Regions from separate parts of the Mus musculus genome. Here all the other regions are linked to region 4. The links are chromatin loops, found by intact Hi-C in ENCODE. Cell type or tissue: left cerebral cortex. All regions are shown on one strand.

The links. A loop is a pair of places that touch in the nucleus more often than their neighbours do. Peaks named below come from ENCODE experiments on the same cell type or tissue, not always from the same donor. Only the 100,000 strongest peaks of a DNase experiment are listed, where the experiment ranks them.
Region 1: it touches region 4 in a loop (3.0-fold over the local background); 4 of 42 quality-filtered maps call a loop at or near these places.
Region 2: a loop joins it to region 4, with 2.2 times the contacts of the local background. A loop is called at or near these places in 2 of 42 quality-filtered maps.
Region 3: it touches region 4 in a loop (2.5-fold over the local background); 3 of 42 quality-filtered maps call a loop at or near these places.

What each region holds. Positions count from the first base shown.
Region 1 is chr1:21,528,932-21,533,931 of GRCm38, reverse strand. The region is part of intron 3 of Kcnq5 (potassium voltage-gated channel, subfamily Q, member 5); the gene reads left to right. Among named protein-coding and RNA genes, the nearest start is that of Khdc1b, 150 kb to the right of the region's middle. In left cerebral cortex, no CTCF peak of the experiment used is centred here; a DNase peak (open chromatin) is centred at 2,060.
Region 2 is chr1:22,133,971-22,138,970 of GRCm38, reverse strand. No RefSeq gene overlaps it. Among named protein-coding and RNA genes, the nearest start is that of Kcnq5, 170 kb to the right of the region's middle. In left cerebral cortex, no CTCF peak of the experiment used is centred here; a DNase peak (open chromatin) is centred at 2,081.
Region 3 is chr1:21,537,288-21,542,287 of GRCm38, reverse strand. The region is part of intron 2 of Kcnq5 (potassium voltage-gated channel, subfamily Q, member 5); the gene reads left to right. Among named protein-coding and RNA genes, the nearest start is that of Khdc1b, 160 kb to the right of the region's middle. In left cerebral cortex, no CTCF peak of the experiment used is centred here; a DNase peak (open chromatin) is centred at 2,597; H3K27ac peaks cover 1,802 bases.
Region 4 is chr1:22,266,212-22,271,211 of GRCm38, reverse strand. No RefSeq gene overlaps it. Among named protein-coding and RNA genes, the nearest start is that of Kcnq5, 310 kb to the right of the region's middle. In left cerebral cortex, CTCF peaks have their summits at 2,043 (motif pointing right) and 3,720; DNase peaks (open chromatin) are centred at 2,042 and 4,461; H3K27ac peaks cover 967 bases.

The DNA of each region.
Region 1 (5,000 bases), 740 kb after region 4:
ACAAGGACTTCCATGAAAAACCCAAACAGAACAACTCACAAAGCAGGTGGTTGGCCAAGATTCCCTCAACTTTTACAGTATAAAGTCAGTTCATGGGTGACTGTAGGGATGTTCCAATCCAGATTTTAAAACCAATTAAAAGTTGGTTGTATTCCAGTTCCAAAGGCAATGCCCATGTATTTCTGTTCTTCAAGCTAGAAAAAAAGTTCTTTCCCAAATGCCTGCTGCCTCTTGATAACTCTTTCCAGCCATGGATGCATCAACACACAGTAGCCTTTTAATCTTTCTCTGTCTGCTTCAGATAGTTGAAGGTCTTTCTCAGAAAGTAATCTTCTGTTCTCCATCATCCTACTTGCCTGGATACAACTATCAATGGTGACCTTGCAGATTTAATATCTGCATAATTTGGGTTTTGTTAGCTTTGGGGGAATTTCTGTTTAAATGGGCATTTTAAAGCTAGAAAACTAAATGCTCTGTAAGTTGACATAGATAAATATTTAATGAATTCCCATTAGAGCATAGATAAATATCCACTTGCAGCAAAAGTAATCACGCATGGCTTTCAGTATTCTATTTAATGTTTATGTGACAGTTGGATCTGTGTTTCAATATAATTGATATAATACTGAATATATTCAAATGTGGGTTATTAATATTAGATCCCTGGATTTATCACACACACATGAATCAAATGTCACCTACTGAAGGCAAGGGCTATACTGCATTATTCTTGAGACCCTTCCTAGATCTCTGTAGGAGTCCATAAGTATGCTGTGTAAACTGCTAAAAATGATGAAATCAGGTCAATGGTTCCCTTGTTCAACCAAATCTACACTGCTAAATGCAAAAGGGGATATTGTACTTTTCTTCCCTATCTGTGATGTGGGTTCTGAGCATGAAAGAGTCTGAAACACACCAAGATTTATTAATATTTCATGTATTTGAAATGTTGGGTACTCTGAATCTGCCAAATATTTTTTTTTAATATCTAGAACATTTAAGAACAGAATGTGAAGAGGTTGACAGCTCACCTGTTTTGCCTTCCAAGTTGGAAATGCTTTCTCTAGGCATACTCAGCTTTAGCTATTAACTTGACACAGCCAAGTTATCTGACAGTATTTATTGGGAATCACTTTAATCAGATTGGCCTATGGCAATCTGTGGCGCATTATCTTGTTCAATGTTTGGTACGGGGGGACCCAGCCTACTGTGGGCAATACTACCCCTGGGCAGGCGGACCTGCACTGTAAGAGAGCAAGCTAGAAAATATAATCCTTCCATGGCTCTTACCTCTGTGCCTGCTTTGAATTCAGGCCCTGAGTTCCCTTAGTGATGGATTGTGAACTGGGAGTTATAATGCAAGGCAAACCCTTTCATCTCCAAGTTGTTTGTGGTTGTGGTCAGTGTTTGTCAGAGCAATTAAAAGCCAACTAAAACACACAGCAATGAGGACATTTCCCATTGAAAGGAAACAAAAGCTACAAACATGGTCAGACCTTGAGTAGTACTAATTCTTATCTACCATTAGAATACCATTTGATAGAAGTCCTGTGCACTGATTCCAGAGACTGGTATTTATATTTATATTTTTTATATTTATATTTATGTTTTTTATATTTATATTTATATAGTCATTGTACACTTGTGTTTGGAAAAATATTGTAAATATTTAACATTCTAAGAAAAACAACTTGTGCATTTTTTAAAAAATCAAATCTTTCCTTTCATCGCTGTTTTGAATATTTTGCTTAGTTTTGCTGGCTTCCTTTGAAACTTGGTAATATTAGATCTAGAATGGCAAACCCTTCCTCTCCTCTACATGTCCAACCAGCTCCATTCCTAAGACTCTGCTGTGATAGCCTTCCTCCAGCTTTGTCCATTCCCTGCAGTGGGGCCTCTGAGAGTTAAGCACATTTGTAGTAACTACCTGGGTTGGCTTCCTTACCAATTTCCTATATCTTCTCATAAATGCCTCCTTCTAGAGCATGAGTAGGGAGAAGCTTGAATCACCTCCAAGACTGGTATCACAGCCATTCATTTTTATCCAGCTTCTCTTAATGGCCTACTGGAGAATTGCAAATAGTACCAAAGGCTGGTACTTAGATCACAGTAATGAGCCTGATGTGTCAGGCAGTCTCAACTTCAAGTGGTGGCTATTTTTGGATTCCTGAGTGACTACTTTTTAAAAACAGTCAGAACAGGGCTCTATTTTTTTTTTTCAGTCTTCAAATGTGTCTCAGTGCAGCAGAAAATGCCAGCCTGTTAATAATATTGGATCTATATTTGATGTCAAATGTAGATTGATTCCCTATCACTGTTTTAACAGTTTCCTGTGGTACTTCCAGCAGAGAATTTGAAGAGGGTTAACCACAGCTCAGATGTTTCTTGCAAACTAAGCATGTCTGTCTTTCACTTGCAATAACAGCTCCTTGGGAGAGTGCCAGCAAGTGTTTTGTTGTTGTTGTTGTTGTTGGTTTGGTTTAGTTTGTTTTGGTTTGTTTGCTTTTAGAAAACATAGCTGGCTTCTTACTTGGCTAAAAGAAAAATAAAAGACTTTATTAAATCAACCACATGGCTAAAGCTATTAAGATACATCTGTAATTTCCTCATATTATAAGGCAAGTTAAGTTGTTAATGTGTTAACAAGTTAGAACAGAGACTCTGAACTGCCACTGGCTTGCAAACTGAAGGTTTGGGTTTTTTTTTTTGTTTTGTTTTGTTTTGTTTTGTTTTGTTTTTTCTGCTTCTCTGCCTTCCCCACCTTTTTACTGGAATAAACCTGTTCTTGACCTGAGTCATTTTCAGTACCTTCAAAGCTTTTTAATCCCCTTTTGTAGAAGTTTTTCTCACAGGGTATTGCCTAACAGTCATGCATTCTGCAACTTCTCTTAATAAGCGTTCATGCCCTTCTGTGACACACACATTCTATCCTAGGGTCAACTGGGGACAGTTGAAACCTAGTTAATCATATACTATTACTTTCTAGTAGCATTATTCACAGAGGACTGCTACATGCTACCTCAAGTACCTTATAAGTATTAAATTACTAATCCTACTCAAGTATTATAATATACTTTTAAATTTTTTACTACTATCTTATTTTATGTATATGGATATTTTCCTGCCTATATGTCTGTGCACCACATGCATGTCTGATGCCTGCAGAGACCAGAAAAGGGCATTGAATCCCCTGAAACTGGAATTATAGATAGTTCTGAGCCACCACCATGTGAGTGCTAGAAACCAAAGCTGGATGCTCTTAACTACTGAGCAGTCTTCCCAGCCACTAACACCCCATTCTAAACATGAGGAAATCAGATAGCACTTAGCAAACTGGTGAAAAGTTAGAAAGATGGCCAGAAAACAAAAATAAAAATAGGATTCTTTTCCAATGATTTTACTCCAGAAAAAAAAATATCCCTTGCTCATTGTTCTCTGACATTTTAAAATTAAACTTCATTGAACTTTGACCATTGGAACCAACTAATGACTTCTGGCATTGGAAATTCAAAAACCCAGAGTTTATTCAATAACATTAATAACAACATTAGTTTTATTTTATTTTATTTTTATTTTTTTGGGTGGGAGGCATTTTGAGACAGGGTTGTGTATAGCTCTGGATGTCCTGGAACTCACTTTGTAGACCAGGATTGCCTTGAACTCAGAAATCCACCTGCCTCTGCCTCCCGAGTGCTGGGATTAAAGGTGTGCACCACCACCACCCGGCTCATTAGTTTTATTTTTAACAACTCTATCTATTGCTACTTTCTAACTTGGAGGAGAAATTAGGGGATAAATAAGCTTCTGTGCCTAGTATCTATTTCTTACACTCTTATGCAGTGTCATTCTGAGGGGCGCTGGGACTTGCAAACTGGAAATAAGTAGTTCTTTGTTTGTTTGTTTGTTTGTTTGTTTGTAAAAAAAAATTTCAGGCTAGAGAGATGGCTCAGCAGTTAAGAGCACTGACTGCTCTCCCAGAGGTCCTTTTCCAGAGTTCATTTCCCAGCAACAACATGGTGGCTCACAACCATCTGTAATGGAATTCCATGCCTTCTTCTGGTGTGTCTGAAGACAGCTACAGTGCAGTCATATAAAATAAATAAATAAATCTTTGAAAAATACTTTGCAAATTCTAGGGTAGGTCATCTCCCTCCCAGGAATGCTTCCAACTGTTCAATGACAGTCGCTGTTTAGGTAACACTGTGGTATGCAAACCTGACTGATAAGGAAGAGTAAAAGGCTATTGTACTTGACCATGCAAAAATTATTCTTAGAGAGGAATGAAGAACTGAAGACTGTCTTCGATAAACTTTAGTAGACCCCAGTGATATGTTTTACTATTATTGCTCCTATTTCCTGATCTATAAGAAAAAATATTCAAAGATAGAACATAGATATGTGGCAGGCACACTCTAAGTGCAAAAGATGCAGATGTGCATAAAAATAGTCCCTAGTAGTAAGAGTTCAGTCTTATATATCATTAGAAAGGGGAAAGCCAAAAGAACATTGAAGAGTTCTGGAAAGAATGATATGGACTGTCATGATTCACTCTATAAGACAAAGGCACCAAGATCACCTAAGTTTTGAAATTTAGTCATCCAGAAAAAAAATATATATATATACATACATATACACATATATACATAAATGGGTGATGAGCTCTGGGTGGTGAAAATAGAAACATAGAGAACATAGGGGAGATATTTTCGATTGTGCAGCCAAAGAAAATCTTTCCAAGTACTAGAATACTGAGTCGATCATAATATTTTTCTAAAAGGAATCAGTCTTGGAAATATTTGGGCACATACCTTTCTAATCCAAGGAAGAATATTTGAAAATTTCCTCCAATCTTATGAGATTGGCTTGGGCAGGAGGCACTGTGTGTTGTGACTGTAAGTCAAGTCCAGTAAAGACAATTAGAAGAAACGATGGCAGAGATGGGCAGAAGTCACAATCTTTAGAACAGCAGTTCTCAACGTCTGGGTCTTAACCCTCACAGG
Region 2 (5,000 bases), 130 kb after region 4:
AAAGTCTGGTAAAATTCTGAACTAAAACCATCTGGGCTTACCCCCCCCCCCCCCCACCTTGGGAACTTTTAATGTGTGCTTCTTCTTTCTTATAAGGGCTCCCTGATCTTGATTTAACTTTGGTAAGTGATATCTGTCTAATAACACATCTGTTTCATTTAGATTTTCCAGTTTTGTGGAGTACATCCTTTTGAAGACCTGATGATTTTTTGAATAACTTGATATCTGTTGTTACGTATACCTTTTTGTTTCTGATTTTGTTAATTTGTGGACTGTCTCTGTGCCTTTTAGCTAGTTTAACTAAGGGCTTTATCATTATGTTGATTTTCTCAAAGAACCAACCCTTGGATTTTTGATCCTTTGTCTTGTTCTCTTTGTTTCTAATTGATTGATTTCTGCCCTAAGTTTGAATATTTCTGGCTGTCTACTCCTTCTGGGTATGTTTGCTTCCTTCTCATCTACAACCTTCAGATGTACTTTTAATTCCTTATTATGAGAACTCTCTGATATCTTTATGAGGACATTGAGTGCTATGAACTTTTCTCTTAGCAGTGCTTTCATTGCGTCCCTTAAGTTTGGTATATTAAGCCCTCATTTTCATTGAGTTCTAGGAAAAAGCCTTTCTTTCTTGTTTCATCCTTTCTTTCCTCCTTTCCTTTTTCTTCCTTTCTTTCCTCCTTTCCTTTTTCTTCCTTTCTTTCCTCCTTTCCTTTCCCTTCCTTCCTTCCTTCCTTCCTTCCTTCCTTCCTTCCTTCCTTCCTCCCTCCCTCCCTCCCTCTCTCTCCCTCTCCCTTTCCCTCTCCCTCTCCCTCTCCCTCTCCCTCTCTCTTCCATGACACCCCCACCCCAGTGATCAGTGAGTAGGGAGTTGTTCATCTTTCATGAATATATAGGTTTGTGTTGTATCTGTTGTTGTTGAAGTGCAGCTTTAGTGCTTGGTCATCTGATAAGATGAATGGAGTTATTTCCATCATCTTATATCTGTTGAGGCTTGCTTTGTGACCAAGTATATGGTCAGTTTTGGAGAAGAGTCTGTGAGTTGTCAAGAAGATATATTTTTTTTTGTGTTTGGGTGAAATGTCCTATAGATAGCTATTAGGTCCATTTGAGTCATAATCTCTGTTAGTTTTGTTATCTTTCTGTTTAGTTTCTTTCTCAGTGACTTGTCCATTGGTGAGAGCGGGGTGTTGAAGTTTCCCACTATGAATGTGTGGGTATAGAGCTGTGATTTAAGCTTCAGTAATGTTCCTTTAATGAATGTGGATGCCCATGCATTTGGGCCATAGATATTCAGAGTTGCAATGTCCTCTTAGTGGATTTTTCCTTTGATGAGAATGAAGTCTCTTTCCCCATCGCTTTTGAATGCTTTTGGTTGAAAGTCTGTTCGTATTAGAATGGCTCCTCCAACTTGTTTCTTGGGTTCATTTGCTTGGAAAACCTTTGTCCAGCCCTTTACTCTGAGGTGGTGTTTATCTTAATATTATTTCTTTGTTCTGTACATTTAGTGTTTTGACTGTTATGTGGCAGGAAGATATCCTCTTCTTGTCCAATCTATTTGGTGTTCTGTAAGCTTGGATGTTTATAACCACTCTTTCTTTAGGTTATGGAAGCAAAGCAATAAGCAGCAGCTATGGTGGCCTGAGAAGAAAGCTGAGAGTTCACATCCTCAACTGTAAGTACAAAGCAGAGAATGTAACCTGGAAGTAGGTTGGAGCCTGCCCCTAGTGACATATTCCCTCCAGCAAGGCTGTACCATTTAAACCTCCACAATCAATGCCACCAACTGGAAAGTAAGTGTTCAAGTACTTGAGCCCATGAAGAACATATCTCAAATAATCACATTTCATGATAGCCCTTTGTAAAAATCTCACTAAATACTCTGCTTTTATCCCTCTATCCAGTATAGACTCAACATTTTCTCACTGACTCCTATATTCACTATATGATTTCCCAGAAATTCTAGAATATACCAGCTTGCCTTGTGTGCTTTCCACTCCCACTTAGCTCCTCTTACACATCTTTTGGACGCCAGCTGTATCACTTCAAAGCAGGCTTCTGAACTTTCTCATTGCTCTGACAACAGCAAAGAAAAGCAATTTAAGGAAGGAAGAGCTTATTGGAGCTCAGAATTTCAAAGTATTTCAGTCCATCACGTGGGAAAAGCACAGCAGCAGGAGTGGTGCAACACTTTTGTGCAAGAGTGTAGCGAGCTGTTACAGGGCAGCAGCCCATCTGGAAGCAGAGACAAGACACAACTAAGTCACAGACATCAAAGGCTTCCCTTTCTAACTCATACCTTCCTACCAAGGCTTCATAAATTCTGAAAACAACTCCATTCTCTGGGAACCAAGTGTTCAAATACACACACCTGGTGGAATAGATCAGATTCTAACCGTAGTAGCTTGAGCTATCAAATTTATGATTTTGTTTGTAAGTTTCTTTTGCCATGTTGTGGCAGCTTCACAGCGGGACCTGTATTTGTTATTCCCATTAGATAGGACAAGCATGCTGATTTAGGGCAAAAAGAAATGCCGAGGTCATGTGATAACAATATAATACAACTTGATAAGTAACTTGGCATTTAACATGATAGCTGTGTAGTAATACAGTTAAGAGAATGGGCAGATTTTTTTTTTCAGAAATGAAGCAAAGACTTTTTCTTAATATCTGAATTTGAAATTTATTGCAAAATTTAACAGTGTGAAAACTCAAAGCTTCACTATACGATTTTTAAAAGTTAGCATTCTAATACTAGAAAGTAAAGTGCTACATCTGGTTTAATTTATTAATTATTAATTAAAGAACTATTGATTATTAAAATTCAATCACAAGATCACTAACCCTAGAAAACAAGTATTGTCAAGGACATATGACAGTTTAAGAATCAAATGATAGTGTACATGTGTTCTTCCACATCTGCATTACAGGATGCCTTTCATTAACATGTTCTACACAGAGAAGCTTTCATATAGAAGAGAGAATGCATTTGCTATTGAATCTTCTAACTTCTGCTTCCCTGTAGTTAATTTTCACCTAACAGTATGTGGTAAAAATCAAATGCAGTTTTTAGTCATTCTTGGCTGACATGGTTGTTTGAAAGAAGGCTACCCGCTGAATTGGGAATGAAGAAAGTATTGATTGAATGTAGGAAAATCGATTAGACCTTTTAATCTGTTTGTTTCCTACTAAGTTTGATTTTGATCAAATTTCCTGCACTTCAATTTTAAACATCAAGATAAAAGCCAGTTACAGGAGAAAATTTTCCAGTATGCAAGGTTCCTATTCAAGAGCTCTTCATCTTTACATTAGATGAGAACATTATTGAGCAAAATTATAAAATAGACTCAATATGTTTGTCCCCAGTGATAGCATAAGTTTTTTTCTCTCTATGGTGTCTGCCCCTTTAGTCATGTGATCAGATATATTTGTCGTCATAAACTGAAGGTCTATATTGCTGATGCCTTCAAAAGTGTAAGCAACAAATGATAAGCTAATGATGCATTCATGGAAGGAGGCAAGTTTCCTCCTATCCTGTGAAGCACCCCAAGACCTTTGCTTTTGGGTGGGCCATGGTATTGCCTTATTCATGGAGTCATGGGAAATGGATTTAATATGACATCCACTTTTCCATCCTGAACTGAAAGAAAAAAAAAATCTACCTACCTTGTTAATTTGAAAAGTATATAAAGAATTCTCAATTGCACAGTACAGTGCCTGGCATACATGTTTGCCTGGTTGTACGTAGTGATGTCACTGGTTTCCAACAGATGGCATCTCCCATACCCCTTCAAATAAAAGTCAAGTCTTAATTCCTTAAAAATTGCACTTTGTATTATGATGATGGTGGTGGTGGTGGTGATGATGATGATGATGACGACTATCACTACCATTCCTTATTACTTTGTGAGAATATCTCAGAAAAACCAACAGAGATGAAGGAAGTCTTCAGCATCTATATTTTAGATAAAGGTAAAATTAAATACAAAAAATCTACTTCCCATTCAATACATGGGACAGTCAACTGGAACCTTCTTAAAATAATAAATATAAATGGTTAATAATGCATCTAACATTTATAGCCATGAGGGATATGCAAACAAAGCTACTTTGGAATTCAATGTGATCCCAGTCACAGTGGCTAACAGCATGAAAGGAAATGACAGTAAGTGCACATAAGGCGGTAAGTGTGGGGAGGAGATCCCCACTCTTAAATGTTGACGGGCTTTAAACTGGTGCAGTTACTACATAAAGCACATTTCCCAAAAACTAAAACTGAATCACCACATGACCTGGCTCTATTACTTTTGGGCATATACCAGAAAGATTCTATATCATACCTCAGAGACATTTGTACATTGTGTTTATTTCTGTGCTTCACACTAGCAAAGAAATAGAATAAGCCCAAATGCCTTTCAGCAGATAAATTAATAATAAACACATGGCTTATATACGCAATAACATTTTATTCAGTGTAAAGGAAAATGAAATCATGAAATGTGCAGGAAAATAGATGAAACTTGAAAATACTTTGTTTTAAATGAGGTAAACCAGGTTCAGACAGATGAACACCACGTTTACCTTCTCACATGCAGATCTGACTTTGTAATTTTAGTATGGTGGTTATTAATTATGTGGAACTGAGTGTGATACAGCACAGGAAATTAAAAAGGGGTCCATGAGAGGTGAAAGAGGCTTTATGGGGTTGGATATGAGAAGAGTAACGGAAAAGGATGTGATGTGAAAGGGGAAAGGGAATACAGGAGGCAGCAAGTACCACAAACAGGAGAAGGAAGGTGATGGAGAGGAGCAAAGGTCACGGAAGGGACAACCAAAACCAAGTACATATGAAACTGTCATAAGGTACCTGTTACTTTGGATGCCACTTAAACGATAAAATGGAATAAAATGGAAACCATTAAACCATTAATCTTTAACAGGAAATAATATTACAAAAGTTCAAATGCAAGTTATTTATACATTCTTTTCTTTTTAAATTGAAA
Region 3 (5,000 bases), 730 kb after region 4:
AAACAAAAGATTATCAGACAAAAGTCTACAAAGGTACTATTGAATCCATATACCCAGTCGTTAACATACCCAGTGAGGTGCCATTAGAGAAAATTAATTGTTTCCATGCAAACAGATGTCATTGGAGCTAACTTCTTGATTAGTGGTAGGAGCACATGTCCACTTTTCCCTCTCAGCGCTGGGACCCTCTCTGGCTGGAACCTTGGCGGGCCCTGTGCCTGCTGCCACAGTCTCTATGCATTCATGTTTTTCAGTCCTGTCATGTTTGGAAGATGCTTTCTTTCCTTGGAGTTGTGCATCTTCTCTGGATCTTACATTCTTTTTGTCTTTTCTTGATCATAGCTCCCTGAGCTCTCAGGGGAGGGGTTTTTACATACTTCATTGAACACAGAAAAACCAAGTTGGTGCCTAACTAGAACCTACCAACACTATTGATTACTGTTCATGGTACTGTATGCTACCAGAGGAGAAAGGTAAAACCAACCCAGCTACAAACCCTATAATCTACAATGGTGACCTGCTTACATGATATATTGATTCAATAGTTGTACAAACGTGAAAGTATGAAAGCAAACCCTTTCTGATTGGATCTAAGGACCACTCCATGAGATAGAACTCATGCCTCATAACATGCAAGAACCTGAGACTTGATAGGTCATGAGCATAAGGAAAAATTAAATACTATTGTTCTGCTAAAGGAACATGGCAATAAAATGACTTCTAATGATATACCCATAGTGATGTGTGTTTCTCAACCATCATTAGAGATGCTTTCTCTTATATATGTGAACTAACAAAGACCCACAATGGCACACTGTGCCAAGAGGGAGAGATGTTGAAACACTCCATGATAAATGGGTGTCTTCATCAAATCCACCTTAATTTTTGAGTGCATCTCACTCTAAACCCAGAAATCACCACTTCCACTAGAATGCCTGGCCAGTTAGCCTCTATGATCTGCCTGCATATACAATCCCCTAAGCAGTGGGGTTGCAAATGAACACTGATGCCCCCACTATTTATGTGGTTGCTGGAGCTTGATTCTCAAGTCTTCATTCTTGCACAATAATTTTACACATTGAGCTGTTTCCCCAGCCCCTTTTCTTCCTCTAGATTTGCATTCATTGATTTTTGTCTGTTCTGTTTGTCTGCATAAGTCTAACTGGCTGTTTCCTAACATCAAGTTCTGAAAGCTTTTGTACATACAGGTGTACAGGTAGTGTGAACAGAGAGAAGGGTGTGTTTTCTTACCTCTAAAATTTACCATGGGATACAGCGTTTGCCTGGAGTTCCTTAACAGCAGCAGTACATGCTGTAGTGATTGGGGCCATATGTAATTCTAAGTAATTAAATGCACCTTGGTGCTTGTAATGGAAAAATAACAATGAGAAAAGATCAGGGAAGAAAATACAGGCTTTACATCAAAATAGCTCCTAATTTATGGAGAGACAAAAGGAGGGTCAGGTGATTTGAGAATTCATGAAGATTACTTCTCCTGGTAACTTAACGAAGTTCTATAATGAATACTAGGACATGGGATTTAGAAACATCGTTGCAGTGGTTTTAATAGGTATGGCTCTTATAGAATCATGTGATGGAGTACTTGGCCCATAGGGAGTGACACTATTGGGAGGTGTGGTCTTGTTAACATAAGTATGGCCTTGTTGGAAGAAGTGTGTCACTGTGGAGGTGGTCTTTGACGTCTTATATGCTCAAGCTATTCCCAGTGTGGGACACAGTCTTCTTATGTTGCTTGTAGATCAAGATGTAGACCTCTCAGCTCCTTCTCTAGTGCCATGTCTGCCTGCTTGTTACCATGTTTCCCACCATGACTGTAATGGACTAAACCTCCAAAACTGTAAGCTAGCGCCAATTAAATTTTTTCTCTTATAGGATTTTTTGTGGTTATGGTGTCTCCTCAGCGCAATGAACCCTAACTAAGACAGTATATAGTATGTTATTTCTGACTTTCTCTAACACTACATAGAAAGCCATGTTCTCTAAGGCCTATGCCTACTGTTTCCATTTCTTCCAACAAGCACATTACAATATCATCAACTAGAAGTTCTCAAGCTTCTTCCAGTCCAGTAGCACAGCCTGGGCCTTCAGTGAGACTAAAATAAACAGAGGCTCCTTCTGTTTGGCCTTCAAGAACTACCCTAGTGCCATCTTGAATTCCTGTTTCCTTCAAAACCCAAGGCATTTGGGAACTACACTTTATGTTCAACATAAGGAGAAAAACCTGACTCTCACTTTTCCCTCTAAAGAACCTGATGTAAAATTTGTCTTATAGATGTGGTTCCATGTTTTCCTTTCCAGAGGGGACAGATTTCAAAAAGTGAAAAGATTGAAAAAGCTAAAATATGTTTAGAGAAATATCAAACTTAATTACCCCAAAGAGAGATGACTGGCAGACACTGTAGTTTTCTGACTCTACTTGAGAGTTTATCTGTGGTTTCCCATGCCTTTTGACCAATGAGGCAGCTCATTTGCCTGTTTAAATACTCTGAAGCATTCGTTTTCCAAGGCTGGAAGCATGGATGTCCCTTCACACCTCTTTTTACCTTCTCCATCTGTACCCCACTCTACTGCTGTGTCCTTATCCACACACCACCTCCCACAGACTAAGCACTTTTGGAAAGTTCCGTTGTCTGCTCACCACCACCTCCACCACATGGACCTGATTTTAAAGCATCCATTTGTCTTCTACTCAGAAGGAATTGTTCTATTCAGCAAAACCTTGCTTCTCTAATTCTCCTCAAACACACTAATAGTTGAAATAATACTTTGTGTCTCCAAAATAAGGAGACATTTGAAAACTAAGTTGGTAACAGTATGTGATGAGCTCTGCGAAGTATTCCATAGGCATATTTTCTTTTCTAAATTATTTTTAATTATTTTATGTCTAGGGGTGTTCTGCCTGCTTAGAGGCCAACAGATCATGTGTGTGCAGTGCCTGTAGAAGCCAGAAAAGTGGGTCAGATCCCCTTTAATTAAGTATGTATGCTTCTAACAAGTATACTAGAAATTGAACCAAGTCCTTTGGAAGAGTAGCATGTATTCCTAACTACAGAGCCGCCTCTCCAGCCCTAGAAGACATGCTTTTAAAAATATTTTTCCTACTCTCCAGAGAGGCAGAATTCCAAGAAATTACTATGTTTTTGTTTATTTATTTTCATACTGAACTTAAGTAAAGGGCCATTTCCACATCTTCATGTCACCCTTTCAGTATGTATGATTCTGGTAGAATTTTCCATGTTACAGTGACCATAACCAGTAATCCTTCCAACTAATGCATTCCTTTAACATTTATGTCACAAATGATTTTCCTGCAGGAATCAGGTGACAAGGCAGGTTGGCTCACTAGCTTTGCACTGCTTTAAATATACGCACACATAAGAAACTGAAGGGAAGTGGCTGAGAACTGATGGATGTAATACTCTGAATAGAAGTAATAGTTACATTTTGTGTGTTTAATTAGCCACAGCTCTTTAAGAACTGGTGTAAATGTCAAGAGGTTTGTAACATTGGCAGTTCAACCACACACACACACACACACACACACACACGCACACACGCACACACACACACAGCTATTTGACAGCAGAAAAACAAGAAAGAAGTAACTAATAGTCACAGCAGACAGCTTGTAAATTAGAAATAGGTCACTGTTTTAATTAACAATGCTGTTGGTTAATGAGAAAACAACTACAACATGTGCTGTTAGGAATCCTGAATTTGTACCAAAAATAAATAAATAAATCTGCACCTAAAACTATTTTAAGAGTAACTTGTAAACAGATTAACTTCACGAATAGACAGGAAGTATCAAGAAATATTCTGAAAAGTCATCTTGTTCAATAAAAAGGTACCATGTGGCTAGACTTCCTTATTATCTGGGAAGGAGATAATAATTTAATGATAGGTAATCTCAAAGACCATTGGCCAGAAATCAAGACTAGCTGCTTCATGCATCTTCGGTGTCTAGATTTTTATACACATTTCTTTGCTCTTTTTTAAATGAAGTTAGCTGGTTGGTTATTTGTATGGGGGGTCGATTAGAAGAGTGGTTGGTAGATTAAAAGAGTGGGTGGTATTTGTGCCCAGGTACATGAGTGGAAACTATTTGAGAACTAGCAATAGTCATTACCAGTGCTTGGGGGCTAGGAACCTTTGCTGAGGAATTCCAGGGTAAGTGACCTTTATCTCTAGCCATTCCAGAACCATTACCAGGGTGTGGGGGCTGGGGGCTGGGGTTTTTCCTACAAACTGACTTGCCTGGGCTTGCCCAGTTCTTAGGCCTAGTTGCCTAGACTGTCGATTTGAAGGCTGTCATGGAGTCAGCCTGTCTCATCCCTCTCACTAATGAAGTCAGGGATCTGGGAGGAGAACTTACAACCACCCCTTTACTAAACCAGCATAATCCCTAACTAGATTCTAAATGTTTGTTTTAATACCTACAGGGATGTATAACCTTTATGCTCATCAAGAAAATGTCTCTTTACAACAGATGGAAACCCTGCAGAACACCACAACAAATCACAACGTAGAGTTGTGGGGCTCATGTTTTACATATACATTACAAATACAGTACAGATATACTACAGATACAAAACACTTCTACACCTAAGATTGAGTAACATCTCTGCACAAGATGGGGTGGAAAGCTTATAAGAGCCAAAGGATAGGGTGTTTGCTGTGGGATTGTATTCCATTACCTTCAGAACCTACATCCATAAAGACTCCATATTGATATTTCACAGCCACCATGTCCATGGTGACATCGTCTATTACATTTCTGAGATAGGTTGTCTCTATCAGCCTACAAAAGATTTATCAATTTTATTGACTTTTTTACATAGAAATCAGCTTTTTATTTCATGAAATTTCTGTTTAGTTTTTTTTTATTTTATTACTTTCATATATATACATATATATGTATATTGCAATGTATATTGCATTATTTGTGCCAATTTTACTCTTCTGTTCTCTTCACTACT
Region 4 (5,000 bases):
AAAGGAACTCGCACAATATGTACTCACTGATAAGTGGATATTAGCCCAGAAACTGAGGATACCCAAGATATAAGATACAACTTGCTAAACACATGAAATTCATGAAGAATGAAGACCAAAGTGTGGACACTTTGCCCCTTCTTAGAAATGGGAACTAAACACCCATTGAAGGAGTTACAGAGACAAAATTTGGAGCTGTGACGAAAGGATGGACCATCTAGTGATTGCCATATGCAGGGATCCATCCCATAATCAGCTCCCAAACGCTGACACCATTGCATACACTAGCAAGATTTTGCTGAAAGGACCCAGATATAGCCGTCTCTTGTGAGACTATGCCGGGGCCTAGCAAACACAGAAGTGGATGATCACAGTCAGCTATTGGATGGGTCACACGGCCCCCAATGGAGGAGCTAGAGAAATTACCCAAGGAGCTAAAGGGAACTGCAACCCTATAGGTGGAACAACATTATGAACTAACCAGTACCCTGGAGCTCTTGACTCTAGCTGCATATGTATCAAAAGATGGCCTAGTTGGCCATCACTGCAAAGAGAGGCCCATTGGACTTGCAAACTGTATATGCCCCAGTACAGGGGAACCCCAGGGCCAAAACGGGGGAGTGGGTGGGTAGTGGATTGGGGGGGGGGGTATGGCGGACTTTTGGGATAGCATTGAAAATGTAAACGAGAAAAATACCTAATAAAAATAAAATAAAATTAAAACAAAACAAAACAAAACAAAAAAAAAAAAAAAAAAAAAAAACAAAGCTCGCCTTAATTAGTTTGGCCATGAATCGCATCAGTGGTCTTTCTCCTCACGTCTGTTGGATTAACAGCTCCATTCCATTGGCTGGAGACCCAGAGTGAGTCAAGCATGAAACACTGAGCAGAATACTGGCCATCATCCCTGCTTCCTGGCCATGGGTGCAATGAAGCTGGCTTCACATTCCTGCCTTCACCACCTAAGGACCACTCTGTCTCACGTTGCTTCTGACTATTTTGTCACATCAATGAACAAAACAACCATTAAATGTAGTATTAATAATAAACAATAAACATACTAACAAGGAAGAGAGAAACAAATGAACACATATATTAAACAAACCAATCAACCTGAGTTCTGCCTTCACTCTGAGGGACTAGCTGCTCAAAACTGCATTGAAATAAAGCCAAATTCATTTCCCTAGCCATTTATAACTCTTACATTTGATTAAAATTACCAATTTCATACCTGAGAACAATGTTTTAGGGCTTCATTTATGTTCTTGAGACATTCTTGGAGTGAGGCTTTCAAATAATATCTTAAAGAGTTATGAGGTGTTCTCCTCACACATTTGTAGTGGTGATGGTAGAGGTAGGTCCTAGAACATCCACTCTTAAGACCTCAGGTCATGATTCTGAGCATTAGTGTGTTTGGCAATTTGATTATGGTTTAGGGAGTGGAGATGCTGGTGTGTATCACTCAGGAATATCTACTAAGGGAAAAAGGAAGCTGGTGCCGAAGAACAATAATTTTAATATATGGCAACTGTATATCAAACATGACTCAGAGGTTTTTAAAATTCCTTTTCCTAGAAAACTAGGCAATCAAAATGCTAGATGACAGAAAATTAAACAAACAAAAGACTCTCCAGAGTGTGGGTAGATGGCCTCACGGCAGAAAAACATAGAAGAAACCTCAAATACAGAGTGGGTAGTAGCTGGCCTCTTAAAACTGTGACCTCCTCATCTTTCCTCTCCAGAACCCCGCGTGTTGAAGACCACGCACACACAGATTGAGCAGGGACTACAACTCAAATTGAAATTCCCAGTGTGCTCTCATCTTCGGAGAGAGTGGTATTTGTGAATTGCCACCGATTATTGGCAGCTGTATTATATTGTTCTCCTCCCTTGTCGAATAAAAAAGAAAAGAGAGCATGTGCTGTCATACTCTGCCACACCAGCTGAAGGACACAAGTTCAATATTAAAACCTGACTTCCACTCTGAACTCTGTCTTGCCCAAGTAGAAAACAAATGTAGTGGGGCATTTCAGCCACAAGATGGCAGCAGCGCTTCATGCAGCTTGGATACCCTTCACAGTACCATTGCCATAAAAATCTCAAGAGCAATTACAGCAGAATGGACCAAACTTGAAAGTTTGAGGCCAAACCTCGGAAACTGTCTTTACCATTACATAAACACATCTGCTTTGGAACTTTAACTGTCTTAAAATTTCAAAAATGTCCACATCCTTATCATTCTTTCTCATTAAAGAATTACGTACGATGCCTTCTTTTGTAATACGGAGTTTTACTCTTAAAGCTTTCAAATTGCAGTAAGTTCGTGTGATTTTCCTTAATGAGTCTGGCCGGAGAATCACTTACTCAATACGGAGTTGGTTGATGCTCAGGATCACGTTACAAGCAACCCCTAAGTGCCCAGACCAGACAACAGAAGCTAGGCATCGGGAGCTCTGAGGCACACGGGAAAACATTCAAAGCCAGGCTGGGTTAAACATCTGGAAGCTTGAAGAGCCGGGGGGGGGGGGGGGGGGAAACATACAAAGCTAGACTATGTTAAACGTTGGGAAATTGTGAAGGCTCCTAGGTCTACCACAACAAATTACCACAAAGTGGGTGACATAAAATAACAAGAGTTGTGTGTAAGCCCCGAGAGGTCAGAAACACAAAGCCATGGTAACTCAGAGGGATTGAGTAGCCTTAGAATATAGGAAGAATCTTTTCATAACCTTCCTAGTTTCTGAAGCTCCAGGTGGCCTTTGGAAGGTGGCAGTCTCTGTCACCACATTCCTTTGCCCTTCTACCCTAGATCCCTGAGGCTGTCATTGGAGTTTGGGTGTGGCAAGACCTCTTCTAAGGATATTAACTATTACAAAGAGTTGCAAACACAGGTACATTCTCACGTTCCCGGCATGCCTGTGGTTCAGGTAAATGAGGTCATTTCCATTCAGGTTCAGGTGGAAGCCGATTCGCGTCTGGTATCTTCCCAGTCTCATTACCACGAGTAACTAAGTCAGTCTGGAGAGAAGCCAGACCATAGCCACTGAATCAGTAAAGTTCCATTAACTATGAATCTGGGAGCTTCCCATCAACAAATGAACAAAAACAAAAAAGCAAAAAGAAGCCAAGAAATAACAACAACAAGACCTTCAAAATGTCTCTGAAAACCTTTCTGTGAGTCCTTGAAACAACTTGCTAGATGCGTTTTAACAGCCACTGCAACAATTTATACTTTTTACAATAACAACAAAACGTTCAAGTTGGGTTTTTCTTTTTTAAAAATGTATTATTCATTTTAACATTACCTATATACATGCATGTCTGTGTTTGGTGACATGCACGTGAGTGCCCAAGAGGCCAGAAGAGGGCATGAGATACACCGGAGTTGGAATGACAAGTGATCATGAGCCATCTGATGTGGCACTTAAAGGTCCTCTATAAGACGCTAGTATCTCTCAACTCCTAAATTAATCTTTTTGTGACGGGTATAAACAACTGGTTGTGAAATCTCACTATTTTCTGATATTGAACAGAAAACACAGACAATAATACTGACTACCTTGCATGTCTCAAAGGAATACATGAAGCATTCTTGATTATACAAAACGGTATAAGAACGGGACCTGTGTTTCCCACTCTCATCCTAACAGCCCACAGAGGAACAGTATAGATGCAGACACAGAGCCAGAGCCCTTCCTTCCTCAAAGGCTGGTCTTCTAACCCAACCACTAGGAGCAGTGTGACTTGAGAGCTTGTTGGAGATGTGGAACCTCAGATTCCATCCAAAACTGAATCAAAGGCGTCTTATAATGTCATCCCTGGGGAGGTATCTGGACACTAATCTTGGGAGAACTCTGCCCTAAGTGATTTTGTTGGAACGTTTTAATTTTTGTACAGGGACTCTTCTTGTCTTCTCTGATATTGAGGGCTCTTTAGGGACTCCCTCCAAGATCATCAATTGAGGCAAGGAAAGAAAAGAGTGACTCAGATGATCTGAATGAAACCTGCAGTAGCAGCATCTGACATGGACACTAGTCATGTTTAGCTCAGGTGACAGCAAAGTCAATGGAGGAACCTACAGAGTGGGCGATCTCAAGTCCAGCCTTCGAGTTTGGTCTTTCTAGAGGCAACTGTAAAGATTGACTGCAAGGGAGTGCCAGGGATATCACTTAAGAAATATATAATAGGAGTAAAGGAAATGGGGACGAACATTAGGAAGACATAAAAGGAAGGGAGAAAGCAAAAGAAAGGAAGGGGCGAAGTCAGCACTCGGCTACAGAGTCCTTTGATTTCCCTCACACCTCGTTTCTGGTTCCTTTCCAGAACGTGTGACTAACTATAACGTTCATCTCCATAAGGTCCGACCCAGTCCTGCTTTGAACTGCCCAGATGAAAGGCGCACCACAAATACAGAATGATGGCATCCAGGTTGGCGTTTGAGCAAGAAAGTATCTCAGTGTGGTCTCCTATTATTTAAAAGCTGAGAGTTCCTGACAGAGCTGCTGGGCTTCACACAGTCTCACTGTGGGTTGGTGAGCTTTCTGGCAGGGCCATGGTTGCCAAGGAAACTGCATCAGGAATGAACGACTGGGACTGTGGATTCTTGGTTGATTGGTGAAGCTTAAAGCCTAATACCGCATGCAAGACACACTTTTAGTGACCAGAGCAAAGGCAAATGATCGTTACAAGAAGGGATCGCGACTCTCTTCTCCCTCAGATCTCATCTGGTTGTCAGTTCCTAGTCCAGAAAGTTGTTGCCTTCTCTGGATCAATAAATGGGGCTTATAAACCATGAGCAAGAACACGTGAGCCCCACAAGGAACCGTTGCCTTCCTTAGTTGGTCACAGAAGTCTTTCTAGTCTTCCTGCAAGCAAATGTGAAAGTGCAGTGAGTAGGTGATACTCAGAAGTTTCCTGCCCTCTGCTTGCTTTGTTCATTAAGGACCAGAAGAAAGGCTGCCTTGCCATCTTTTCCACTAGGGGAATGTATGTGGAAGATT